Linked DNA regions of Homo sapiens: region 2 is linked to region 1. Evidence: chromatin loops called from intact Hi-C (ENCODE). Cell type or tissue: mammary epithelial cell. All regions are shown on one strand.

The links. Peaks named below come from ENCODE experiments on the same cell type or tissue, not always from the same donor. Only the 100,000 strongest peaks of a DNase experiment are listed, where the experiment ranks them.
Region 2: a loop joins it to region 1, with 5 times the contacts of the local background. A loop is called at or near these places in 6 of 110 quality-filtered maps.

The regions. Positions count from the first base shown.
Region 1 is chr16:66,891,915-66,899,914 of GRCh38, reverse strand. It overlaps LOC124903700 (a long non-coding RNA gene), which reads right to left and starts at 7,557. Exons shown (of 2, transcript XR_007065089.1): 1 at 7,264-7,557; 2 at 2,901-4,920. LOC107984821 (a long non-coding RNA gene) reads left to right here. Exons shown (of 3, transcript XR_001752244.2): 3 at 1-226. RefSeq lists an enhancer at 1-807. In mammary epithelial cell, a CTCF peak has its summit at 4,546 (motif pointing left); a DNase peak (open chromatin) is centred at 4,534; H3K27ac peaks cover 2,031 bases.
Region 2 is chr16:67,002,718-67,010,717 of GRCh38, reverse strand. It overlaps CES4A (carboxylesterase 4A), which reads right to left. Exons shown (of 14, transcript NM_001364782.1): 6 at 7,544-7,648; 7 at 7,358-7,462; 8 at 7,165-7,203; 9 at 6,494-6,634; 10 at 5,845-5,925; 11 at 5,325-5,478; 12 at 4,199-4,327; 13 at 3,901-3,973; 14 at 301-1,744. The coding sequence ends at 1,576. Among named protein-coding and RNA genes, the nearest start is that of CES4A, 18 kb to the right of the region's middle. In mammary epithelial cell, no CTCF peak of the experiment used is centred here; no DNase peak of the experiment used is centred here.

The DNA of each region.
Region 1 (8,000 bases):
TGAGGAGGACATGTAAACAGTGTCCAGTTTCTCTTTCTTACAAACACCAGTGCCATAACCATTTTTGTTCAAATCCTCTTACGCAATTGCCTCTCTCTCTCTCTCCCTTTCTCTCTTTCTCTCTCCCTCTCTCTATTTCTCACTCAGTTGAGATAAATTCTGCCTGGTAGCAGGTGGGAGGGCAGGCCTCACTGTGTGCCTGAGTAGTTCTGGGCCCTTCCCCAAGCCAGAGGTGCCAGGCCCAGGGCAGAGGCCAGTCCAGGGCCACAGGGTCAGGACAGTGGACAGGCTATGGTCTGCTGGACTCTGCCTGCTCGAGGCGGGCTCCCCAAGCTTCCACCTGCTCTTGCCCACCCCCAGCCCCAAGGACTAGGCTGGCCTGGACACAGGGAAAGGCCATATACAGGGTATCACATGACCCATGCGTGCACACAGCCCCCAATCCCAGGCATAGGCAGAGGTCCCAGCCTCAGGGTGGGGCCCCCACACTCCGTCCAATTCACATCTTGCCTAGTGCTCCCCAGCTCTTGCTAGAATGCTTCCATAGACCAACAGCTCACTCTCCCTCCTAAGTTGCTGCCCGGCCTTTGGGGAGCAGGTGGAGCACATGCTTCTTATCAAATCAATACCTATTCGGTAGAATCACATGATTGCTGAGGAAGGTTTGGATTCAGACACCAGGGTTTCAAACTCGACTCTGCATTTACTATTTTTGTGACCTTGGGCACAACCTTTTACATGCCCAGGCTCAGTTTCTTCATCTGTAAAATGGGTTAATAATACTTGATCATAGGGTTGCATGAAGATTAAATGAGATAATACATGTAAAGTGCTCAGCAAGGCTCACAGATGTGACCTAGTTTATGATCACAAATTATCACAAATTGAGTCCCTACTATGTCCAGTTAACAGAGAGACTCCCTCACTGGAAGCAACTCAGAGTGGCTGAAGCACAGAAGTGGTAGAGGTATGAGATGGGGTTGAAGAGTGGGCAGGGCCAGGTCACACTCAGCCTTGCACATCATGAAGGGATTGTGACATTTTTCTGACTCCTTGGAAGCAGGGGAGGATGGTGGGAGGCAGAAATGGGAGGATGTCACTGAAAGCTTTTATTATTTTTTTTAATGATTTGTTTGTTTGTTTGTTTGTTTGTTTTAGAGACAGGTCTCTATTGCTCAGGCTGGAGTGCAGTGGCATGATCATAGCTCACTGTAACCTCAAACTCCTGGGTTCAAGCGATCCTTCTGCCTCAGCCTCCCAAGTGGCTGGAACTACAGGGGTGTGCGACCACTCCTGGCTCATTTTGTTCAACATTATTTTGTTACAACATTGATGAAGAAAAAAATCTATTTCTGGCTGGGGCTACTGTCTGTGTGGAGTCTGTAGAGGACTTTCTCTGGGTACTCTGGTTTCTTCCCCCATCCCAAAGATGTGCATGTTAGATTAACTAGCTTGTCTGCATGCTCCCAGTCTGCATGAGTGTGAGTGTACTCAAGGCAATGGCATCCTGTCTAGGCCTGGTTCCCGCCTGGCGCCCTGAGCTGCTGGGATAGGCTCCAGCCATCCATGACCTTGAACTGGAATAACTGGATAAATAATTCTATTACTTGTTTTTATTAATCTTTCTTTCTTTCTTTTTTTTTTTTTTTTTTGAGATGGAGTTTCACTCTTGTTGCCCACGCTGGAGTGCAATGACACAATCTTGGCTCACTGCAACCTCCGCCTCCTGGATTCAAGAAATTCTCCTGCCTCAGCCTCCTGAGCAGCTGGGATTACAGGTGCCCACCACCAAGCCCGGCTAATTTTTGTATTTTTAGGAGAGACAGGGTTTCGCCATGTTGGCCAGGCTGGTCTCAAATCCCTGACCTCAGGTGATCCACCTTCCCCAGCCTCCCAAAGTGCTGGGATTACAGGTGTGAGCCACCACACCTGGCCTTGTTTCTATTAGTCTTTCTTACACGTGTTTCAATGTTTAATATGAGAAGCATTTGGGTCTTTATTTAGAAGTCTGATGATATTTCTATCACCAGAAATATGCTGTAGGAACTTAACTCTTGTTTATGTCAATTAGCCTATGACAAAATTGGTTTCCTTGTATGTCATTTTGCTTAAAGCTGCAATTTCCAAGAACTACATTAAGTGAGGACATTATATAAAGACTTACTATATTCTATTAGTTGTTGTCAGGCCTCTGAGCTCAAGCTAAGCCATCATATCCCTTGTGACCTGCACCTATACATCCAGATGGCCTGGAGCAACTGAAGATCCACAAAAGAAGTGAAAATAGCCTTAACTGATGACATTCCACCATTGTGATTTGTTTCTTCCCCACCCTAACTGATCAATGTACTTTGTAATCTCCCCCACCCTTAAGAAGGTTCTTTGTAATTCTCCCCACCCTTGAGAAGGTACTTTGTGAGATCCACTCCCTGCCTGCCAAACATTGCTCCTAACTCCACCGTCTATCCCCAAACCTATAAGAGCTAATGATAATCCCACCACCCTTGCTGACTCCTTTTTCGGACTCAGCCCGCCTTGAGTCCAAAATAAATAAACAGCCTTGTTGCTCACACAAAACCTGTTTGGTGGACTCTCTTCACATGGACGTGCGTGAGACAGTTATAAGCAAGACTCTAAGGCCAGCCCAGATTCAAGAGGAGAGGAATTAGACCCCACTCCTTGATGGAAAGAGTGTCAAGGAATTTGTGGTTATCCTTAAAACCATAACAGGGCCAGCTGGAGCAACATGGCGAAACCTCATCTCCACAAAAAATACAAAAATTAGCCAGGTGATGGTGCACGCCTGTAGCCCCAGCTACTCGGAAGGCTGAGGTGGGAGGATCACCTGAGCCAGGGGAAGTTTGTCTCACGTGTCCGTGTGAAGAGACCACCAAACAGGCTTTGTGTGAGCAACAAGGCTGTTTATTTCACCTGGGTGCAAGTGGGCTGAGTCCGAAAAGAGAGTCAGCAAAGAAAGGGTGGTGGATTAATCATTAGTTCTTACAGGTTTTGGGATAGGCGGTGGAGTTAGGAGCAACGTTTGGCAGGCAGGGAGTGGATCTCACAAAGTACCTTCTCAAGGGTGGGGAGAATTACAAAGAACATTCTTAAGGGTGGGGCAGATTACAAAGTACATTGATCAGTTAGGGTGGGGCAGAAACAAATCACAATGGTGGAATGTCATCAGTTAAGGCTATTTTCACTTCTTCTGTGGATCTTCAGTTGCTTCAGGTGATCTGGATGTATACGTGCAGGTCACAAGGGATATGATGGCTTAGCTTGGGCTTAGAGGCCGGACATTGTTGAGGCTACAGTGAGCCATGATCCTGCCACTGCACTCCAGTCTGGGCAACAGAGTGAGACTCTGTCTCAAAACAAAAAGCCCATAGCAAGAAGCAAAAGTTGGAGGGTTCTCGGCTCCATCCCAGGGATAACCAGGGCACAGGCCCAATGCTTGCAAGAGGTGACTTCAGCTTGTGAGGAAAGACAAGGATCTCTTTCTCTTTTCCCACTCTTTCCTCCCTAACATTTTAAATGCATGTGCAAGTGCCTACTTCATACCAGGCACTGGGCTGATCCCTGGGGACTCAGAGGAGAGTCAGAGGAGGTCCCTGGTGCCGCCAAGAGGGCAGACAGACTGACAGACATTGGCAAGCTATCTGAGGAGATGTGATGGAGGTCCCAGTGCCATGGGAACTGGAGACAGGAGCTGGTACTGCCTGGAAAGCCAGGAAGTCTTCCCAGGGCAGGGGATGCTTCAGCAGAGTCATGCTGAGTCGCAGGAACAAGACAGGTGGAGGTGGATGGTGCAGTGGTAGGTGTTCCAGCGGAGGGAACAGCAAGGCCAAAGGCCTGGCATGTTCTAGGAACATGTGACAGCCATGCCCACCCTGCTGGGAACAGATGGAGGAGGCTGGAGAGGCCACCCTGGGGAGAGGGAGTCTGAGCTTTCCTCCTTAGGGTGAGGGGGAGCCATGGTTCGGAGCAAAGGAGTGACATGGTCACGATGACTGTGGTGTAGTGGGTGGAACTGACTAGACGGACAGCCGTCATTTGGGGCAGTGGAAGATAAAGGTGGTGTAGTCCATTATTGGAACTGGGACAGGGGAGGACAGATGGGAATGGCCCCCCGGGCTGCTGGAAGAGTGGTTGTGGGGACTGGCTGTAGGGAATGGGGTAGGGAGGATGGGGGTCAGAGGCATGGGGTGGTCCACAGAGGAGAACAGCCATGCGGGGGAAGATGGTCAAGGTGGCAGCCACTCCCCCACCATCTGGAGCTCACTGCCTGGCTCTGGCTTCTCCTGGGACCCCAGCAGTTCCTTCCCTACAAGACAGGGCTGGGTGACCACAGGACCGGCCCTTCCTCCACCCACACTTGTTCCCAGCCCCAAAGACATCCCAAGTCCCAGGAGGCTTTCCAAAGGTGCTCCAAGCTGCAGTCGCCAGGAGACCCAGCTTGGGCTGGGGACAGGCCTCAGGCCGCATCTCATGAACATTTTCCTCCAACGGCACTCAGCTGATGCCAGTGTGGTCAGATGGCGACATCTAGAGGCAACTTCTGCTTCATGCTGCCTCACTCACAGAACCCCACAGCCAAAGGCTCCCCACTGGTGTTCTCATCATGCCACCCTCAGGATTTAGTAACCAAGACACCAGTCAGAGCTTGGAAGAGCTTCTCCACCCCTTCATGCCAAAGCCCAGTACAGGGCTGGCAAGGTCCCTGGGACCCCAAGTGAACCGTGGACACTCTCCCCTTCCACAGGCCCAGGAGCATGCTGGCTGGTTGACAACCTTCCCCACACCATCCCTTCACTGCTTCGTTTCAGAGGAAGGGATTCTAGCAGCTCAGCCAACTCTCCGCTCATACAGCAATGTCCTCACCTCCGCCTCACCATCCGGGATCATCCTGTGTCCAGGGCCCTGAGTGAGAACACAGAATGGCCCTCACCTTTCTGTAGTGTTCCCCTTTTTCTGTTTTTGTTTGTTTGTTTTGTCTTGTTTTGTTTTGGAGACAGGAACTCATTCTGTCACCCAAGCTGCAGTGCAGTGGTGCGATCATCTCTCTTTGCAGCCTTGACCTCCCGGGCTCAAGCGATCCTCACACTTCAGCCTCCCAAGTAGCTGGGACCACAGGCATGCACTACTACACCTGGCTATGTAGTGTTCTTTTTTTGGCGAATTGTTCATTTCCATCCACCCACACCCAAAGCCCCTCTGGTACTGGACACTCCTCACCAACTTTCCTTGCTTTTCACAGCCATGCAGCCACTCACTGTTTGCCTCCTTCTCTCTCACCTGCTCCTCCCTGAATTGTCTATCCACCACACCATCAGTCCTCCCATCCTTCCTCACTCATTCCACAGGCAGCCTGTGCACCCCCAGGGCAGGACAGGGGACCAGGACTGTAGCCACAGGGGTGGGGATGAGGAGGAGGCAAACGAGGAAACAAGAATACCCAAAAGCCCTGGTATCAACATGCAGGGAAAGTGGGGGACTGAGGCAGGACTTTCTGCTTTGCCCCCTCCCTACCTCTATGCTGATGAAGAGCCAGCCATGCCTCCAGCCCTTCCTGAGGCCACCACATGATCTTGCTTATTTTCCCATTCCAGGAGGTCACCTGCAGGGCTCCTCCCACCTAGCCACAATGGCTAGTCCCGCTGCCTCCACAGTGGCCCTGCAGCCCCATCCCAGACCCACTGCACGGGGTCACAAGCTTGTGCAGGGTGGACAGAGCAGTAGCTCATGGCAGACATTCCTTCTGTTCATCTGTTGCAGGGAAAATGGGGTGAGGCATGGGAGGGGTTCCCAGAATCCCAGAAAGGCAGAAGGAGTTGAGATCTGAGACAGAGTAGGCTTTGGAGACTCCCTCCACAGACCACTCTCCCAGGGGCTAGGTTAATGGGCCTGCTTTGGGAAGCTGGGGCAGGTGAATCACCTGAGGTCAGGAGTTCGAGACCAGCCTGGCCAACATGGTGAAACCTCATCTCTACTAAAATACAAAAATTAGCCAGGTGTGGCTGCACATGCCTGTAGTCCCAGCCACTCGGGAGGCTGAGGCACAAGAATCACTTGAACCCAGGAGGTGGAAGTTGCAGTGAGCCAAGATCACGTCACTACACTCCAGCCTGGGTGACAGAGTGAGACTCTGTCTCAAAAAAAGAAAAAATGAAAAAAAAAAAAAAAAAAAGAAAAAGAACTGGGGCTGGACACGGTGGCTCACATCTGTAATCCCAGCACTTTGAGAGCCTGAGGCAGGAGGATCACTTGAGGCCAGGAGTTCAAGGCTGTAGTGAGCCATGACTGCACCACTGCACTCCAGCCTGGGCAATAGAGCAAGACCCTGCTAAAAAAAAAAAAAAAATATATATACATATATATATATATATATATATATATATATATACACACATATATATCAGAACTGGAGCCCAGGCCTCCACAGCCCCGCTCCCCCACTCCACCCTCCCTCCCACTTCCTGCCTTGCTCCTCCCAGCTAGATGATTTCCCAGATCAAGGCTGCTTGCTGGTAGAGAAAGTCAGGGGCCAATGGAGCAAAGATATTTGGACCCACAGACATCAGTAAAGGTTCATCCATCCCAGAGAGCTGATTGGAGCACTGGCCACCAACAATTCAGAGGATCACTAAGCTGGGGACCATTTAAGGGCATTTAGTAGCATCAAGTAAAATGGAAACAGAAACTCTAGAGATGGGCCAGGCATGGAGGCTCACACATGGAATCCTAGCACTTTGGGAGGCCGAGGCAAGAGGGTCGCTTGAGGCCAAGAGTTTGAGACCAGCCTGGATGACATGGCAAAACCCCATCTCTACAAAATACAAAAAAAATTAGCTGGGCATGGTGGCACATACTTGTAGTTTCAGCTATTCTGGAGGCTGAGGTGGGAGGATGGTTTGAGCCCAGGAGGCAGAGGTTGCAGTAAGAAGATATCATGCCATTGCACTCCAGCCTGGGTGACAGAGCCAGATCCTATCTCAAAAAAAACGAATAAACAAACAAACCTATAGAGATGAAAGGCAAAAAATAAGTCTATAAGTTTAATTCCTCCCCGCTCTATTTAAAGAGCTCAAACAGCTCAATTTAAAAATTTTAATTCTGGCCAGATGCGGTGGCTCAAGCCTGTAATCCCAGCACTTTGGGAGGCTGAGGTGGCAGATCACCTGAGGTCAGGAGTTTGAGACCAGCCTGACCAACATGGAGAAACCCCATCTCTACTAAAAATTAGCCAGGCATGGTGGCGCATACCTGTAATCCGAGCTACTCAGGAGGCTGAGGCAGGAGAATCGCTTGAACCCGGGAGACGGAGGTTGTGGTGAGCTGAGATCGTGCCATTGCACTCCACCCTGAGCAAGAAGAGCAAAATTCCATCTCAAAAAAAAAAAAAAAATTTAATTCTCCCTGTGTTCCCTTTATCATGTTCTAAAATGATGGGACATTGGCATGTGTATAAGTTAAATATATGTAGCTTTACTCATAAGAGCGAAAGCATTATCAGAGTCCACAGAGCTATTTTATTATTACTACTATTATTATTATTATTATTATTTATTATTTTTGAGACTGAGTCTCGCTCTGTCGCCCAGGCTGGAGTGCAGTGGCATCATCTCAGCTCACTACAACCTCTGCCTCGTGGGTTCAAGCAATTCTTCTGCCTTAGCCTCCCAAGTAGCTGGAATTACAGTTGTGTGCCACCACACCCATTTAATTTTTGTATTTTTAGCAGAGACAGGGTTTCACCATGTTATCCTGGCTGCTCTCGAACTTCTGACCTCAGGTGATCTGCTCACCTTGGCCTCTCAAAGTGCTGGGATTACAGGCATGAGCCACAGCACCCAGTCTTATTTTATTATTATTATTTTTGAGACAAGGTCTCGCTTGGCCGCACAGGCTGAAGTGGAGTGGTACAATCATGGCTCACTGAAGACTCCACCTCCTGGGCTCAAGCAACCTTCCCATCTCAGTCCCCCAAGTAGCTGGGACTA
Region 2 (8,000 bases), 110 kb before region 1:
TTGGGAGGCCGAGGTGGGTGGATCACGAGGTCAGGAGATCGAGACCGTCCTCGCTAACATGGTGAAACCCCGTCTACTAAAAGTACAAAAAAAAAAACATTAGCTGGGTGTTGTGGCGGGCACCTGTGGTCCCAGCTATTCGAGAGGCTGAGGCAGGAGAATGGCGTGAACCCGGGAGGCAGAGATCACAGTGAGCCGAGAACGTGCCACTGCACTCCAGCCTGGGCGACAGAGCGAGACTCCATCTCAAAAAAAAAAAAAAAAAAAAAACCACAAAAAACAAAACAAAAAACAAAAATAGTTAAAATGGTAAAATTTGTCGTGTGTATTTTACCACCAAAAAGCCCACAGTGGCCAGGCATGGTGGCTCATGCCTGTAATTCCAGCACTTCAGCAGGCTGAGACGGGTGGATTACCTGAGGTCAGGAGTTTGAGACCAGCCTGGCTGACATGATGAAACCCTATCTCTACTAAAAATACAAAAATAAGCCGGGCATGGTGGTGGGCATCTGTAATCTCAGCTACTTGGGAGGCTGAGGCAGGAGAATCGCTTGAACTCGGGAGACTGAGGCTGCAGTGAGCTGAGATTTCATCATTGCACTCCAGCCTGGGTGACAAGAGCAAAACTCCGTCTCAAAAAAAAAAAAAAAAACCCCACAAAACAACGAAACAAAACTGTGGGACAGGCTGGGATACACACGGGCTGCAGGAGAGGCCAGAGGAATCTAGATGTGGCACTAAGACCTAAACTGATGGACAAGTGAGCGTGGGGTGTGGCTGTCCTGAGGGGTGCACTTGAGACCATGAAGGCAAAAGGCAAGTGTTTTGTACCCCAGGCAACTTTGCAGTAGCACCCTTTGACTGAGTGTAGCATCCAGGCACAGCCCACTAAGGAACAGGCAGCAATACTTCCTTTCTCTCAGGGCTCAAATTGAGACATCATTCACTTCACACACCCATTTTATAGGTGGAGAAATTCAGGTCTAATCAACACTTCTTTATTGAAGAGACCACCCCTGTGTATAGACTTTGGAGTGGCCCTGGGGGAGATAAGTGTGGGTGGGAGAGAAGATCCCAAACTACCAAAAGTTTGCTCCATGTCACAACCTGCCCTAGGCCTCCAGGCCAATGTGAACAGACAGGCACAAGGTTGAGCAGGATGGATGGTAAATGCCAAGCTGGGTGCAGTGACAGGGGCAGTGGCAGTCTGGGTCGACCTCCCATAAGAAGGAGTCACAAGGAGACATTGAAGGGTGGGAGGATTTGAAGAAGGGAAAAAAAGAGGTTGTCCTGAGGCTGGAGAGCTGAGCACAGTGTGGTGTTGACAGGGCCTGGCCTAACTGGATGTCAACAGTGAAGTAGAGGGGCATCATGGGATGTCAGGCTGGAAAGGGCAGTGCAGGTCCCACACAACAGGCAAAAGCTCTAGCTTTGGCCTGGAGGCAGCAGGGAGCTCCTGCAGTTCTAAACTGGGGTGGGTAGAACTCTTGTCCCCAGGTATGTCCATGGCTAGTCTCCCCAGGGCCTGGATGGTGGGGGCAAACCCCTCTTTGGCTCCTTCCTGCATAGCCACCCTTAGAATTGCCTCTGCTTCTCAGGTCTTTGAGACTGGTACAGACTCATCCAAAAAGCCATCTTCTTCTCCTTGAGCTTCATGCCCACTCTTGTGGTAAAATCCAGCTGCAGGTACTTTTCATCCTTGTTGTAGCGTGGCCAGCAGGGCAGATTCCCATCATTGGGGTTTCTGCCCAGAAATAAAAAAGAGAGGATTACCTGTGTTCCTTTTCATCCTGCTTCTTTCTTTCACCCTTCCCTCGTTTAATTTGCCCTTGGGACTTGGGGTTCCAGAGGGCTTTACGGAGATGATACTTAGAACTTTAATAAAGAGTAGGAAAGTGTGTATTGGGGTGGGCCTTCCAGGCAGAGCAAACAGTATGTGCCAGGTTGAGAGATATAAAAGACCAAGGCTTTTGGAGGAAGCACAAGTCAAGAGTTAGGTAAAAACAGAGTGTGTGTGTGGCCAGGCCTGGTGGCTCATGCCTGTAATCCCAGCACTTTGGGAGGCTGAGGTGGGCGGATCACGAGGTCAGGAGATCGAGACCATCCTGGCTAACATGGTGAAACCCTGTCTCTACTAAATATACAAAAAAAAAGCCGGGCGAGGTGGCGGGTGCCTGTAGTCCCAGCTACTCGGGAGGCTGAGGCAGGAGAATAGCATGAACCTGGGAGGTGGAGATTGCAGTGAGCCGAGATCGCGCCACTGCACTCCAGCCTGGGTGACAGAGCGAGACTGTCTCAAAAACAAACACAAAAACAAAAAAAAAAGAGAGTGTGTGAAAGGGATCAAAGTGGAAAGGAGATGACATAGGAAAGATTTTGAAAGGCCTTTCACGCAAGGTTGAGGAGCTGGGACTTTATCTTGGAGGCAGAGAGAAGCCATGAAGAGTTTTAAACAGGAGAGTGACTTGGTCAGATGTTATTTCAGAAAGACCCCTTGGGCTGGGTATGGTGGCTAACACCTGTAAGACCAACACTTTGGGAGGCATAGGTGAGAAAATTGCTTGAGCCCGGGAGTTGGAGACCAGTCTGGGCAAAATAGCAAGACTTCATCTCTACAAAAAATACAAAAATTAGGCTAGGCGTGGTGGCTCACACCTGTAATCCCAGCACTTTGGGAGCCCGAGGCGGGCAGATCACAAGGTCAGGAGATCGAGACCATCCTGGCTAACATGGTGAAACCTCGTCTCTACTAAAGATACAAAAAAATTAGCCAGGCATGGTGGCAGGCACCTGTAGTCCCAGCTACTCGGTAGGCTGAGGCAGGAGAATGGCATAAACCCGGGAAGCAGAGCTTGCAGTGAGCTGAGATTGCACCACTGCTCTCCAGCCTGGGTGACAGAGCGAGACTCTGTCTCAAAAAAAAAAAAAAATTAGACGGGCATGGTGGTATGTGTCTGTAGTCCCAGCTACTTGGGAGGCTGAAGTGAGAGGACTGCTTGAGCCTGGGAGGTCAAGGCTGCAGTGAGCTGTGATTGCACCACTACACTCTAGCCTGGGCAGCAGAGTGAGACCATGTCTCAAAAAAATTTAAAAAAAAAAAGAAGAAGAAAGACACTTTGAGTGTCATAAGGAGGATGATTTGAAAGGAGAGAGGCCAGGCGCAGTGACTCATGCCTGTAATCCCAGCACTTTCAGAGGCCGAGGTGGGTGGATAGCTTGAGGTTAGGAATTCAAGACCAGCCTGGCCAACGTGAAACCCCACCTCTACAAAAATACAAAAATTAGCCAGGCGTGGTGGCCTGTAATCCCAACTCCTCAGGAGGCCGAGGTGGGAGAATCGCTTGAACCTGGGAGGCGGAGATTGCAGTGAGCTGGGATTGCGCCACTGCACTCCAGTCTGGGTGACAGAGCGAGACTTTAAGAAAATAGTCACAAGGCTAGCCAAAGCTCTCTTTACATGTCACCTGCCCCCTAGGCTGGGCCAGACACCTCCTCTATGCTCTCAAAGTGCCTTGTGCTCCCCCAGTACAGCTCTCAGCGTACCAGATTGTAATTTCCTGATTTTATGTGGTGAGCTGCTGGAGGATGGGGCTCATGTCTGCAACATCCTTGAATTCCAGCTCCCAGTACTGGGGCTGGGCCCAAAAGAGTGCAGTGGTGAATGACTGTGGAATGCTTGAGTGAATGAAGAGTGTGGGTCATGGATCAAGAAGGACACATTCTAGAGACGTTTAGGATCCGGTGACTGACTGAGGAAAGCTGAAGAAGAAGGGGCACCCTGTTTGGGCCGACTGGGCAGTTCCTGTAGGACATGCTGGGGCAAATATCCGAAGCAGCTGGCTTCTTCAGGTCCAGCACTGGGCAGGTAGAATGCCCAGATGTGCTGGGGGGCAGACTCACCCTGTGCGGGCAAAGTTGGCCCAGTATTTCATCATCTGGAGGCTAAGTGCCTTCTCCTTACCCATGGAAAGGCCTGGGGGCAGAATGGGATGTGGGATTTCGGACAGAGCAGGGGACACTGACCTCCCACCCTACTCCTGCTGCTTCTGCTGCTTCCGGAGCAGAAGACTTTCATTTGGGAGAGCATAACAGATTAGGAACTGGTGAGCTCCCTGTGGCCAGCCAATGGAGGGGTGGGTCTGCATCCAGAGGTGGGAGACTGGACACCCAGTTGGGGTATCAGGTGGGACCTTTGCACCTGTGGCGAAGGGGCCCCCAAAGAGGAAGTACATCTCATCCCCATGGTCTGCCCCATCAGTGCGGGGTTTGACGATTATTCCACGAGCGTGGTGCTCAAATTCATACAGGTAGACAGGGAGGCCGGCATCTGTGAATAGGGAAACTGAGGAGGGATGCAGGAAAAGCCTCTGCCTAGGCTTCTCATCCACCCCATGCCTCCCACTCACCTGCACCAAGCAGGAAAAAGAGCTTTGGCTTCAGAATCAAGGGGGCAGACTTGAATCCTGTCTGCACTACTCATTCACTGTGTGACCTAAAGCAAGTTGCTCTACCTTTCTGAATTGTATCAATAATTCCTTATCTTCAGACTGAGAATACTAAAACCTAATTCACAGGATTGTGGCCAGGATCATGGAAGCCTTCCTTTTCCCTGTTCTGAACCTTCCTTTCTTGGCCTCATATTGAAGGGTCTTTGGTGTCTGCATTTTCCAGCCCCCCCCCCTTTAACCTGTTACCCACATGTTCCCCTAGCCCCAGTCAGCCTGAACTTTCAAGGTGCCCCTAAGCCTGTCCTCTCAGCCAGGAAGCCTTCCCTGACCACCCCAGGCTTCTCCTCTGGACTGTTTGAGGTCCTGCCCTTGTTCCTAAGGAAGAACAGTTCCTCTCTTATACTTTTTTTGTTTTTTTTTTGAGATGGAGTCTCGCTCTGTTGCCCAGGCTGGAGTGCAGTGGTGTGATGTCGGCTCACTGCAACCTCCCCCTCCCAGGTTCAAGCGATTCTCCTGCGTCAGCCTACTGAGTAGCTGGGACTATAGGCATGCGCCACTACAGCTGGCTAATTTTTTTGTACTTTTAGTAGAGATGGGTTTTCACCATGTTGGTGAGGCTGGTCTAGAACTCCTGGCCTCAAATGATCCACCCACTTCGGCTTCCCAAAGTGCTGGGATTACAGGTGTGAGCCACCGTGCCTGGCCCCTTCCTCTCTTGTAGTTGATAGCATGCTGCCTCCTCTGTGATATCTTAGAATCCTATACTAGCCCAGAAGTACAGAGAGGGTAGGGGAGCAGTCGATAAGCCCAGTTGGTAAACAGCACACCTGGAGAGTGGACGGGGCCAGTGTGGCCACTCTTGGGGACCCTGCATACCTCGGTGGTAGTGAGCAGTCTGCAGTGTGGCATACACGAAAGTGGCATCTTGAACTATGTCCATCATACGGTTTCGTAGCATCTTCCAGTCATGCTCATTGACATTGTCCAGGTACTCCTCCACCACAAGTGGTACCTGCTCCTTGGTGATATTCTGAGTGAGGAGGCCACACTTACCTGAGGCCTGGGTGCCAGCTGGGCCAGAGGTGGGCCCACCAGTGACTTGGATCCATGCTCAGCCCCCCAGGAGTTTTTGGCCTGGGAGGGGGAGAAAGGGAGCTTCCTGGGAAAGTTTCTGTCTCTGCTGATTGTAACCCCTGATTTTGCTGCATAACTGCCCCTGTGACCCTGAGCACCTTACCTGTAAGCAGTCATCTGATCCCACAGCAAACCCCAGACCCTCCAAGAAAGATCCTTACCCTGGCTGGGAGCCCCTTTGCAAAGAGCAGCTACTAGGTTAAAAAAAACAGGGGGGTCAACCCTGTCCGAACTGAGCACCCCTGCCAGCTGGGTCCCTCACCAACAGGGTGCGGGTACTCCAGAGCATCTTAGTGATGGTTTCCTTTCTCATCGCCTGCCGGTTTAGCGGGAACTTCATGATCTGTTCACAAGACAAGGACCCCAGTGTGGGTCAGGCCTGAGCATTAGGAGGGATTCTGGCCAGAGCTACAAAGGCCCCAAAGGTCTTGCCCATCTAATGATGAGTTATCAGACACAGCACACAGCCCAGGAAGGGCCCATGACTCTCTCTTGTCCCCCTGCTCCCATCCTGCTCATCACTACCACCTGGGCCAGAGCTGAAGTGGTACTGAGTGGGGGTCCATCCTGAGTTGGGGCATCTACCCTGACCCAGGAGCAAGGGAGGGCTTCAGGATTTGCAGTTGCCTAGAGGCTTGGGAATGAACATCATAACCCATCTAAACTATGATCTGAGAATTTGTGGTCCTCAAATCTCCAGCAGGCCATACTTCTCCCTTCTTCCCCTCCATCATTCATGGCCAGTTTTCACTGTACAGGGACTACAGGAGGCTCCCAAACATAGGGCATCCACAGAGGGGCTACTGGCATCTGACCTGGTGCCCAGCACCGTCCAAGAGGCATCCTTCCCTGCCTCCACTATGGTACTCACTTACGTAAGGCAAGAGCCAATTGAACTCCTACTCACTTACATAAGGCAAGAGCCAATTGAATTCCAGGTTGTTGACACCTAGAAGGTAGGGCACAGATGAAACCTTCCCCTGGGTCAGGAGCACCAAAGGGTCATCTGGGATCACCACACCATCCACCACAGGGCTCATGGACCAGATAATCTACAAGGCAAAGGGCATTTCCAGCCAGTCTCCTCAAGTATCCTCCCAGGGTCCCTGCAACCTTGGGTGCCCCTTCAGAGGCTGCTCTAGCCTAGGTTCTTTGATTGGGAAAAGGCTGGGGCTGGCATGGTGAGCCCCAGGAGGATGGGTGTGGGAGGGGAGCAGGATAGGCAGGACCAAATTACGTGGACTTGGGATGGCCGCGGGTATCTGTATAGCTCACTCCTTCACCTCTTGAAAATCTTTGCTAAATTTCACTTCACTGAGTCCTGTTCTAGCCATTCTATTTAAAAGTCCATACCTCCCAAAATGTCCAACCCCTTTACCCTCTCCATTCCTTGCTATTCACCTATCACCTTCTAAGGAGGTGGATAATATATTTATTTATAGGGTTTATTCTCCTTCCCCACTGGAACATCAGCTCCACTAGGGAAGGGATCTTGGCCTGAACAATTCCCTAAGTATCCCAAGTGCCTGGCACAAAGTAGGTGTTAAATAAATACTCAAATTGCAGAATGTGGCCTGTTTACCTCTTCCGGGTCTCTCTGGAAGTTCAGTTGGAGGAATCTCTATGGGGGAGAGGAAGGGATCAGAGTTAAAGGAAGTCTCCCTCGTGTGCTCTTGAGACAGGGTCCCTGGGGAAGTAGTTGGGGGTGGCTGGGTACCAGGATAGGAGGATGGCCCTCAGGCAGCCAGGTCAGGCAGCTGGAATGTTCTACCTACCATCTTGTTGGACACACGCATCACCTTGGTCCCTGATAGTGCCCTCAGGCAGTTTACCAGGATCTGTGTGCTGTTGTGGTTGCATCCAGCCAGGTGGGCAACCTTCTATAGAGAGAAGAAAGGATGCTCAGTGGTGCTTCCATCCTGCCCTTCCATGCTGAGCCCTGGGGAAGGAGAGGCACTCACCTTGGCCACTTTCAGTGGGTTACTAGTGATGAAAAGTCTGAATAACGCGGTGCCACTCTGGGAAATGGCCCGATGGAAGAGACCCGAGGCTAGGGGTGACATCATCTGCAAGAACAGGGAGGAATACACCCGTGAGATGCCCAAGTAGAGACACCTGGGCTGTTCTGGGCATCTGTCTGGCCATGGGCAGGCAGCCTGAGTGAAGCCAGGAAGGGCAAGTAGCTGGGAGGGAGTCAGGAGTCCTGGGGTGATGTCCTAGACCTAAAGCCAGTGGTATTCCTGCCTCTGGTCTGTACAGTGGGCCCCAGTGGGTTCCAGAGGGGATGTGAGATTGGGGGAGGGAATCTGCTGGTGTGGAAAAGTGGTCTCCCTCTACTTTAGGGCTAGAAATGAGGGGTAGGTGGAAGGGACCTCATGGTTTCCCCAGGTTGTTACCTGTGCTGACAGCTGTTAGCCT